Regions from separate parts of the Homo sapiens genome. Here regions 1 and 2 are each linked to region 3. The links are chromatin loops, found by intact Hi-C in ENCODE. Cell type or tissue: Caco-2. All regions are shown on one strand.

Region 1 (4,000 bases), 89 kb after region 3:
TCTGACTTAGAACTATAAAGAATTGTAATAAGAGTGCACTCCAATGGAAAGAAAATGAAAACGATTGACTAAATGACCCATCAGATAAGCAAGTATATAGTCACACAAGTAACAGTTGATGAGACATCTATTAAAGAAAAATTTACTATGCATTCATCGTCAGATTTAAACAATGAGGAGAAATCCAGAAAATCTTAAGCTTTATGCAGTAGTTTTATCGCTTACATTAATATTGTATTATTTTCTTCTATTTGTTTCTCACATGGAGCAAATAAGTAGGTATGCCATTTTCATTAGGAAGCAAATTATCCATTAGGCCAGGCATGGTGGCTCACTCCTGTCATCCCAGCACTTTGGGAGGCCGAGGCAGGTGGATCATGAGGTCAGGAGTTTGAGACCAGCTTGACCAACATGGCGAAAACGCATCTCTACTAGAAATGCAAAAATTAGCCTGGGATGGTGGTGCATGGCTGCAATCCTAGCTACTCAGGAGGCTGAGGCAGGAGAATTGCTTGAACCCGGGAGGCGGAGTTTGCAGTGAGCTGATATTGTGCCATCGCACTCCAGCCTGGGCAACAGAGCGAGACTCTGTCTCAAAAAAAAAAAAAAAAAAAAAAGGAGGCAAATTATCTAGCATAACAGAGAAGATAAAAATATATTGAATGAAAAAAAGATTCAAGCATTTTAATGTAAAAATTGAACTGTAAATATTTCATCAAAATTCTTTATCTGTTGATCTGTACAGTCTTCTCTAGATCTATTGATTGAAATGGACTAAGATCAATTCAGCCTATACCAGATGTCTATTGGTCTATTTGTATTTTGTCTTCTTGTCTATTAGTATTTTTCCGTTGAAAGTAACTAGGAATCTTTGGGAGGGTTAGTTGATCCCATGTCAGGAGCAGGAATGTACAAGCAGAATCTGGAACACTTGGCTGAGTCAGAAAGAAATGAAGCTTTGAAATAGTAATATGGTCATGCTAAGCACATAGAGGACACACAAAAGAAGTTGTGAATACTTGAGCATCAAAAGGAGAATGATGACTGTAATTACTTAAAATACATTGAATCTATGAAAAGGCCATAATAGTGAACCAAATGGCAAATTAACATAAGATGGTTTTATAAGAAGATTAATATAAAAAAATCTTTTGAGCCTTCTTAGATATACAATATTATCAACACTTTTATCAAGAATGTATATGAAAATTAGCTAACATGACAAAAATATTAGGAGACTTTCACTGACTCAAGGAAGGAGATCAGTTAAATAATAACATACATTGTAATATGAAGTTAAAGAAAACCATGTGAAATATCTGAAAATTAATTATCATTTCAATTATTGATCAGTGTTCTACACACCTAAAAAATATAAAAGGATGCAAGAATTCATCAAGTCTAAAAGTCTTTAACTAAAATTTGTACAGCAGAGGACCCTATTAAGTTCTAAAGTCTTTAGAGTTAGGGGAAAGATGTTTATGTAACTCAGTTTATCAACCATAGAGGGAGCTGCATAACTCTATAAGTAGAAATATGAATCATGTATTGTTTTCAACTGAAATCCAACAGCATATGCTAAGTGATCATATACGTTCTGAAGTAAACTACTGAAAAAGTTTAACATGTCCCATGCAGTTGAGAGAGACAAATGGAAAAAACCCAGTCAGGCAGGCAGTTAGAGTGGGTCTTTGGTTGAATTCTTTCAAACAAAAGAACAGCTTGTAGAAACAGATAAGGGAATTTGCACGTGGGGTGGGGTTGGGGGGAGGGGGCTTGCCTAAGATGTGCCCACAACTGCACAGATAAGAAAAACTACACAAGTGACTTGCCCAGACATGCCCGCAATGGAAAATTCCATGAGCAAAGCAATATGGAGAAACTCAAGCTAAGGGCCCTGCATGCACATTAGGAGGACAGGGTGGAGCCACCAGAATTCATGCTTTATGCAAATGAGATGCCCTGCCCTCATCAGTTTCTTTTAAAAGCCTTTGCATTCCACTGTAAAAATGGCAACCCTTTTTCTGGGACCCCATTCTGTAGCGAAAAGCTGTTCTCTTTCTTTCGCCTATTAAATTTATGCTCTAAACCTTACCCTTGTCATGTCTGAGTCCTTGATTTCCTTTGCCATGAGAACAAGAACCTCGAGTGTCACCCCAGACAATGATGCTGCTTCACAGTTACCACATGTAGGCTAAATCTCTGATAGTAAGTAATCTCAAGTAATCTCAATTAAACGAAGATAGTAATTTTTTTTTTCTTAGTAGATAAGGTTTTTGTTTTGTTTTGTTTTGTTTTTTGAGATGGAGTCTCACTCTGTCAACCAGGCTGGAGTGCAGTGGCATGATCTTGGTTCACTGCAACCTCTGCCTCTGGGTTCAAGTGATTCTCCTGCCTTAGCCTCCTGAGTAGCTGGAACCACGGGCATGTGCCACGACACCCAGCTAATTTTTGTGTTTTTAGTAGAGGTGGGCTTTCACCATGTTGGTCAGGTTGGTCTCAAACTCCTGACCTCAAGTGATCCACCAGCCTCAGCCTCCTAAAGTGCTGGGATTACAGGCGTGAGCCACCACACTTAGCCTGGATAAGCATTTTTTTTTTTTTTTTTAATCTCAGATTTAGGACTAAGTAGACAAATGTTTCTGAGAACCAAGCTCATATTATTAATATTTTTGTGTTAAGGAGGTTTTGCATATTTACCAATTTATGTGCTTGTAGTACATAAAATGTTTTAGCTTTTTCAAATGGTAGTATTATAACATTAATTTGAAAATATATTTTAGCTTAATAAATAGTTGCAAAATATTTTAGTTCAACAACTAGTTGTAGTTAGTTTAATAATTTTTAGCTGAAATCTTAGTAAGTTATATTTAGTGTTGAAATATCTAAAAGATATTTAATTTACTAAATTGATAAAAATTATGTCAGTATTCAAGAAACTGCTATTGTCTAAATTCAGCATTCGAATACTGGAAAGGAAAATTTAGTATGGCAAATAAAGTTTCAAATGCCCTAATGTGTTTAATTAAGTTTCTCTCTGTGATAAACATTTAAAAATCTTTAGATATGACTGTTAAAATTTAATAGTTTATCAATAACCAGTGAATCGAGAAACCAAACTACACTGGGTATGTTCAGTCTGAAACCTCATTTATTCAATAACTCCTTGTGATAACTGCAAAAATCTTTCAATGCACAAGAAATAGAAAAACATTTTAAAGTTGAAACATCATGGAATATCATGGATATCAAAAATAATATAAATTTTAATTTCTGTTTTATATTCATGTTCTACAAATACGAAGATGTAAAATACTTCAGTGTTCCAGTTATTTCTCAGTTTCGTTTAAACAAGTAAGAATAGAAAATATTTGCAAATTCAATTTATTTCAGTGCTTATATAATTATTTATTGTATTTAAAAATTCAAACATGTTATCATAATAAACCCAACTTGACTTCTTTATTTTAGTATTGAGTGACAAAAATCAACACTTGGGAATGGAAGAAAGGGCATGGCAATATTCTATGACCATTTCTTTGTGGTGTTCCCTGTAAGGCATTAGAATGCACATTGTCACTATTCACTATACTCTGGAGAACTGGCTTCAGAGCTGAGTAGGGGATTTTACTTAAGTTCTGTTGGGTGACTGCCCCAGTTGGCAAGAACCAACTCTCTTCAATTAGATATAGATTTTGTTTTATTAACCAAAATTCTAAAACTATATCAGGTGTTGCCTCTAGTAGTACAAAAGAAAGCAATAACTTTTCCACATTTTAAATTTATTTATTGCACCAACAAAATTCGAATATTTAATTATTATAATCGTTACCTCTAGCCTTTAAAGCACTAACCACCAATTATCTCACCCGCTGACCGCCAATCTCAGTCTGCTCAGAACCGTCCAATTTTATCACTGAAACTCCTCAGTTCCAAGCATAAGCGAGCAGGCAGTTCTGCGTTTAAATTATTTTATGTATAGCTGTTTTTATAGCATTGT
Region 2 (4,000 bases), 58 kb before region 3:
TTAGTATAGACGGTTTCACCATGTTGGCCAGGCTGGTCTCGAACTCCTGACCTCATGATCCGCCTGCCTCAGCCTCCCAAAGTGCCAGGATTACAGGCGTGAGGCACCATGCCTGGCAGACAATGTCTATTCTTATACCAAGAGTAGCACATTACAGAAGCCTTCAAGCTACCACTATCCAATAGACTGCTGTGAGGGATATTGGAGAAGCCTTCCTCTGGGGCCTGAACATGTGATTTGTGTGATGTGTAACAGTTTATATGTTAGAACCCTGAACAGTATTTGTGTGTTGTGTCACAGTTTATATGTTGGAATCCAGAAGAGGATCTTCTTCCTTGTGTTTAATGACATAAATTAAAAAAAATGAAAAAGTTTGTTTAGAAAAGGCAGAGTAATGTTTCCAACGTTAGAATGAGAATAACTCAAATTTAAGAAATAAATCAAAATAAAATGAAAAAAGAGAACAGAATTGAGTAAACTAATACATTTTTTAAAAAGTGTGAAAATTAAAGGAACTTTTTTAAAAAGACAAAAAGATTTTAACAATAAAGGATAATCAGAACTTCTGAAATTCAATGATAATGATATGTCATCATATAAACTAATAACCATAATAACAAAAACAGCACATTTGAATCTACATGAATAATATGTTTTTTCTTTTCTAACTTTTCTACATCAAATAGCAGATATTAATGGATCAATAATCTCAAAACTGGAAGAAATGTTATATTACCAGGGTTCTCCAGTGAAAAGGAACAAACAAGATGTTTTTATTTACAGAAAGATGTTTATTTTAAGAAATTGGCTCACGTGATTTTAAAGTCTGGCAAGTCCAAAACCTACAGGGTGGACCAGCAGACAGGGGACCAAGTAAGAGTAAGCGAAGGATGCTGTAGTTAAAATGCAGAGGATGTCTAGGAAGCCAGCCTTTTGTTCTCTTCATGTCTTCAGCTGATTGGATGAGGCCTAGCCACATTGTGGAAGGCAATCTGCTTTATTCAGAGTCCACTTATTTAAACATTAGTTGCGTCCAAAACTACCCTCACAGGAATATGGAGACTACTGTTTGGCCACATATCCCAACACTGTGACCCAGTGAAGTCAACACATAAAAACAACCATCACAAATGCATTGCACTGCATCTCATATTCATATGTTATTTGATTATTGTTCCTATATGAAAGTAACTAGATGTTAAGTGAAGATCAAAATTAGCCTGGCTTATAGTAATTTATGAAATTGCATTAGATTTGTGAAATCAATAAACACCATAGATTCAACAAAATACACACACACACACATATATATATACACACACACACATATATATAGTGCCCATTGTCTAGTCAAACAATAGATTAGATGTTGCTGCTTAGGTCTCTTTAAAATAAGATTAATACTTAAATGAGTAACTTTGAGTAAAGCAGATTACCCTCCATAATGTGGGAGGCCACACCCAGTTGAAGGCCTTAAGGGAAAAGACGGAGGTTCCATGAAAAGGAAAGAGTTCTGCCTCCAAGCTGACTTCTGACTCAGGAATGCAACATTAATTCTTGGAATTCCCAGCCTGCTGGCCTGCCCTGCAGATTTCATACTTGGCAGCCCCACAAGCATTTGAGCCAACTTCTTTAAATCTCTCTCTATCTCTCCCTCTCTTTTGATATATCATAGGCACCCGGAACATGTGTTTACAAGGATAATGAAATGGAGGCAGAGGAAAAGAGAAACATTACCAAGAAATATGAGACTACCACTTAAAGAATAATGATCAGCGTATTCTTCTATTGACATCCTGTGACATTTTGTCAGAGAATAGTTGAATCCATTAAGAATTGTTCAGCTACAAGTGACACAAAAGTAAAAGATTGTGGCTGAAAACATTTTAGTACATTTTAAACATCTAACAAGAAGTCGGCAGTTGAGTATTTAAAGGCTAGAGTGTCAAGAAAGCTCCCAAAACCCTAAGCTATTTTTGACATTCTTCCCTGCCATCCTTAGCATATTGGCTTTCTGAACTCATCATGCTTGGAGCTCTATGGCCACAAAATGATCTCCCTACCTCCAGAAACATTGTCTAAAATTTAGGCAAAAAGATATAAAGGTCAGTAACATTATTTGTCCCTGTGTGTGTGTATATGTATACATAAATATATACATAAACACGTGTGTATGTATATGTATATATATATATACATGTACACACACAGGAAAATGTCATGTGTGTATGTCTGTATGTACATATAAAGCATCTCCCAGGTTTCTTCTTCAATTTCTTTAAACAAAGAATCCAATGAAGTCTTAGCTCTATTAATGGCAGAATAATTTATATAGGACTAACCTTCCTACAGATGTAAAATATTATACACCAAACCAATAAAGCCCAACTATTTGAAGGCACTAGATTTTTACCAAAAGTAGTTTCTTCCTTCAGATGATTTAGTCCTAGAAGAACTGTGGTGCTGGAATCATGGGGCAGCTGGAGGTGAACAGAAAGGAACAAATTCGGCATAAAAAAAAAAAAAAAGATACGGAATCCAAGCTCATCGATGCCCCTGTGAGTTGAGAGCCAAATTCTTACATTGGAGAAATATTCCAAATTCTTCTAATAAATATCCTTCAATTTTTTTATGTCCACTAAATTACACAAATGCAGGTGAGATTACAAGAAGCTCAGAAGAAAACAATACCTGATAAACTCAAGAAGCTCAGCGTGTGTCTCAGCTGCTGCTGACAAAAGGAACAATGGAACTTGGAGTTTCATTCAGAGGGGCCAAATTAAAGAAAATAAATTAAAAACCTATTGAAGGCCAGATGCGGTGGCTCACACCTGTAATCCCAGAACTTTGGGAGGGCAATGCGGGCAGATCACCTGAGGTCAGGAGTTTGAGACCATCCTGTATAACAGGACAAAAACCCATCTCTACCATAAATACAAAAATTAGCCAGTGTGGTGGCGGGCACCTGTAATCCCAGCTACTTGGGAGGCTGAGGCAGGAGAATTGCTGCCTGGGAGGTGAGCTTGCAGTGAGCAGAGATCACACCACTGAACTCCAGCCTGGGCAACAGTGTGAGACTCTGTCTCAAAAAACAAAAACCTATTGAAAACACAAAATGGTCACATCACAAGAATAACAAGCATGCCCCAGTCTACTCAATTAAGAAGTTAGTTTCTAACTCACTGAACAGAGAGCCAGCTTCATGGATGAGGGACAGTGTAGACATGTAAGACTGTCTGCTCAGAGAGACCCAATTTTTTACAAGCTTATCTTTGAGCATACTAACACACAGTATCCCTCCCTTACCCTCCTGCTTCCCTGGGATGTGTTCTCCACCATTTCTTGCCCTTGCCCCTGGCACCCTGATTCCTATCCATCCTCCTTCTCCACTCCAGCCAGTTACTTCTGCTCTGTGGCCATCCTCAGCAGGGGCCTGGGTGAAGAAAGAGTGCAGGTCAGGCAAGCATACACCACCTTGTCTGAGGGCAGAGCAGGGCAGCAGCCATTCAGCATGATGGCATATTCAGTGGGTGGCTTGTGTGATCAAGCCTCTCACCCATCTCTAATCTAGATACCAAGCACGTCCTAATGCAGAAGTTGCAATGTTCTGGGGTCACTCATCCACCAAAAGCTGGTTCAGAAAACTTGTTGGGGAAAGGTAGTTACCTGGCTCAACCTCCACTTCCCTCTGTGTGAACATGTTGATCTGGTTTGGTGGCTATGCACTTAGGTATACACCTGCCTGGCCACAGGATGGGCCCCTGGCCACCTGTGAGTGTTTGCACTCTCTTGGCAATCATCTCCTTGCCAAGGTAATGCAACATTAAATAGCAAAAAACATCATGGCAGGCTAAGAGGGAAACTGTGACAGAAAGAAAAAATGTCTTATATTTTGATACCCTTAAGAAAAAATTATTCATGTTGTTCGAATAAGAGTACTACATTTTTATTTTTCACTGGGTCCTCCAAATCATTTATCTGGCCCTTAATGAAAAGGACT
Region 3 (4,000 bases):
ATTCATGCATCAACTGCTTTATTTGACACAAGGAAGAAATTTTAGTGAGAGCAGGAAACATTCCTCTGCTTAAACTGAAAGACAGGGACAATATTATCTGTAGCTATCATTCATTGATTTCTAGATATTCACTGTCAGAATCACAAGTTATCTGTATTACTTGTGTATCTATTTATCAAGCATAAAACATCACAATAATATTAATCTACAATGCCTAATTTTTAAACTCATATGTGTTTTCCATTGCTCCATTGTCTAAGATAGTGGTTCTTAAATTTGAGTGTGCTTCAGAAGCACCTGAAGGACATGTCAAAACACAAATTGTTGGGAGACACCTCCAGAGTTTCTAATTTATGTGTACAATATACAGCCATACACATATGTGCATATGTACACACAGGCATGATACCTGCTTACAAATAAAAGAGTAGAAACATAACAGTAAAAACATATAAAACAGAGCATTATTATCTTTCTCCTTCACTAAGAGATCATCAAATTAGCTGAAGATGTTTCTTTCCTTGTAATTTCTTGAAGGTAAAGATCTTTTATAGTGCTTCTTAGGTTAAAAAATATAATAAAGTCAGAAATAGGTCTCTAATCTAGCCAATGAACAATCACTTGATATCCCTGGTCTCAGATATAAGGAGCAAACCTAGCTCAATAATCTCAACTGAAATAGTTATAAGGGTAAAGCCTGGGATCTCTGCAGAACCCAGAAGGGTAAAAGAATGGAGGGGAGGTCCAAGAATAAGAGGATTTAAGGAATCCACTAAAATGAGGCTGTGTGTAGACTTAAAGGTGACAGGAGGGCAAAGGAAAGAAATGCTTTGCCCACACTCTGGGCTCTAGATTATCAGGATCAGCCATGAATAATCATAAGTCTTCCCGCCAATGGCTTGTCTGTGCCTGTGTGCCCAGCCAGATGCCATGGCTATGCTTTTGTGCACTGTCACCCAGAGTTGTTGAACTGTGATGCAGTAATCAACACCCTCACTTGTAAGCTTGCCATCAAATTGAGCAAAGCACACTACACCATTACATCCAAATTGTTAGTGGAGGGGTGCCAGGGAGTGAAAGCAGATTCAGCAAACACAGTTATGGTGCCAAGAGTAGGCACTCAGTGAGAAAATGATGCCATGTAGACCACTGGGTAATGTGAGATTCAAGACTAAGTGGGCCAATGAGAAAGCAAGGAGCATACTCTAGAGTGTCTGTTCTTCTGGAAGTTTCCACTGAATTTTTCTTCAGAAGTTGTTAAGGCAAGAGAGGTAGCTAAAGGGCAGCTGGATAGAGTGTGATTGGTTGCAGTTATCATCCTCCTAAGTATATGTTCAACTTAAGAAAAATAGTAGTTTTAAAGAAAGCTTCCTTGCCCTTTTTACCAATTGCCACTGCCTTACCCTTTCATACAGGTGCCACTGAGAAAAAGGGAGAAAAAGTAGCTATTCCGTGTGCCTGTACTCTTCAATATTATTGTGCAGCAAAGGGTTAACTCAGCAGGTCTAGCTTGCCCAAACTGCAGATTCCAAAGGTCTTCAGGACCAGCCCTTGATCGGCTCCTGGGAGATAACCTCTGAACTCTTAAGAGTCTTTTGGAATACAAAGAGTGCTTTTGTAGATTTGAGACCTTGGAAATGCCAGACAGTTTATGCTAACAATGTGATTAATGGTAGATGCTTGTTTTCTATTCCTGGAGCTTTGGGTCACACTGTACCAGTTTGAATTCTGGGGGTTCTGGGTCTGAGTAGCTCAGGTGAATCAAATGAGAGCCACATGCCTATATGATTTACCTTTAAGTCATATAGGTAAAAATACTATAAGTCATATAAATCAAAAACCCTGGGAACCGTGGTTCACGTGAACTTCTCTGATTGGCACCACTTTACATGTGCTGTCACACATCGTTGCTTGGAGAATTAAGCACTATTTCAGTGCTTCCAGTGAGAGAGGACAACTAGAAGCTTGTTCCTGGTCTCTCTTGGACCATCTGCTGTTAAGTGTCTTTTATCTTGCTAATTTTAAGCTGTATCCTTTACCTGTAATAAACTACTACCATGAATGTGACAGCTTTGCTGATTTCAGTGAGTCGCTCTGGTGAATCTTTGAATCTGACAATGGTCCTGGGCATCCCTGACACAATTACTCAAAAAGCTAACTGTTCCTCCATAGTGACAAAAATATGTATCATGAGTGTTTTTGGCAAAACCAATGAGATAACTCAGTGTATTAGGAATACGACAATATACTACACATGCACACACACACACACACACACAGACAAAACCAGGACTCTGTGCTGGAGGGCTTGAGGTAAACAAGAGATAAAATTCATAAAAGCCAATGTAAACTGGATACAAATTATTTTATTTACACAATTGTTTCTATATTTTTGGTATTTATAATTTATGGGCTTGTTTTTATATTTGGTTATAGGTGACTCCCACTCGAAATATTTTGTTATATGAAGAAAAGGCTAAGCATGAGGAGGTAGAGCCTATCTTTTAAAGAGTAGTAATAGATAACCTGTATGGCATAGATATTGGATTAGCAGGAGACAGGGCAAAAGGTCTCTCTTTTTTCACAAATAAAATAATAGAGGAAGATGAGGTGAATTGAGGAAGATAGTAGCAAAAGAGGTAATCATCTTCATACTTCTTTGAAACTAGTGATGTTGTTCTTAAAACCTCAGCTTACCCGAATGTCACCTCTAAAATAATTAGAATGTCACCCCATTTTACGAATAATTTACTACCATTAGCCAAGAACTGTCATAATAAATACTCAAGTCTATGAGACTGTGATGGGAATGGCATCCCCAAGGTGCAGTCAGTGGCTCCAGCTGCTTGGCTCCTCAAACAAAGCTTTGGTTGATTTTTTAATGTCCAAATCCACCCAACAAATAGTTATCAGAGTTCAATTCAAGTTCAGGAAACATTGCATTTGAGTCTTGGTTTTACTACCAGTTTTATTTCTTCTCAGAGGTATTGGGTGTGAATGATTAGCATAGGTTATTTTACAAACTCTCTGGACATGACTGGCATCCAAGCTCAAAATTCTCATAAACTTCCAATTAATTGTACAGTCTAACTTTGTGATATTTATTAGGGTCAGTAATTGTCTGATCTTTGCTTAGCAATTATGGATAATTGCAATGGCATGCATGAATTAATAGAAACATATGGCACTTAAACATATTTCTTTATTAATTTTTACTGAGCTGATTTTTGTGCTAATTAATATGAGTGTACTCTAGAGGGCAATAAACAATAACCTCACAGGTACACATCTTGGCTTACAAATACCTGGTTCAAGGAAGGTTTATTTCCTGGATGGAATGCAGTAAATTTTTAAAAAATATTATGTATGCTTGGTTCTGTGCAATTTTAGATTTTATGATAAATTTTAATTTTAACTTTTGTATTATTTTAATTTTTGCATTATGGGAGTAAATGATTTAATTTCACTTTTAAGATTAAATTATTTATGCATCTATTCATTTTCTCTTATGCCTATCCCCTAGTTATGTTCCCTGCTATCCTGAGTGCTTAGAATATATATATTTTTTTGTTTTACGTTCAGGGTTATATGTGCAGGTTTGTTGTATAGGTAAACTTTGTGTCATGGGGGCTTTTTGTACAGATTATTTTGTCACCCAGGTTTTAAGCCTTGTACCCAATAGAATGTATCTTTAAATTGTATTTATTCCTTTAAAATATGTAGATTGTGTGTGTATTTGACTAACATAAATGGCATTTTGCTATAGATATTTCCTGTCATAATTTTTTACTCAACATTGTTTAAAGACCTATTCACACTGCTTACCATACAAGTAGCTTTTTTGGCTTTTGACTCCTGAGAGTATTTCACTGTTTGTATTTCATCCATCCCTCAATAATGTGTGCCCCTACACTACCTTCTACTCCTTACCACCAAGTACCATTGCAATTCAAATCTCACTCTTGGCTTGTTTGGAAAATTTATAAGAATCTTTCTAGGA

The links. Peaks named below come from ENCODE experiments on the same cell type or tissue, not always from the same donor. Only the 100,000 strongest peaks of a DNase experiment are listed, where the experiment ranks them.
Region 1: a loop joins it to region 3, with 2.7 times the contacts of the local background. A loop is called at or near these places in 1 of 110 quality-filtered maps.
Region 2: a loop joins it to region 3, with 2.8 times the contacts of the local background. A loop is called at or near these places in 1 of 110 quality-filtered maps.

What each region holds. Positions count from the first base shown.
Region 1 is chr13:90,590,260-90,594,259 of GRCh38, forward strand. No RefSeq gene overlaps it. Among named protein-coding and RNA genes, the nearest start is that of LINC01049, 99 kb to the left of the region's middle. In Caco-2, no CTCF peak of the experiment used is centred here; a DNase peak (open chromatin) is centred at 1,782.
Region 2 is chr13:90,443,802-90,447,801 of GRCh38, forward strand. No RefSeq gene overlaps it. Among named protein-coding and RNA genes, the nearest start is that of LINC01049, 47 kb to the right of the region's middle. RefSeq lists an enhancer at 1,109-2,308. In Caco-2, no CTCF peak of the experiment used is centred here; a DNase peak (open chromatin) is centred at 1,540.
Region 3 is chr13:90,501,364-90,505,363 of GRCh38, forward strand. All of the region lies in intron 2 of LINC01049 (long intergenic non-protein coding RNA 1049), which reads left to right. Among named protein-coding and RNA genes, the nearest start is that of LINC01049, 10 kb to the left of the region's middle. In Caco-2, no CTCF peak of the experiment used is centred here; a DNase peak (open chromatin) is centred at 1,538; H3K4me3 peaks cover 168 bases.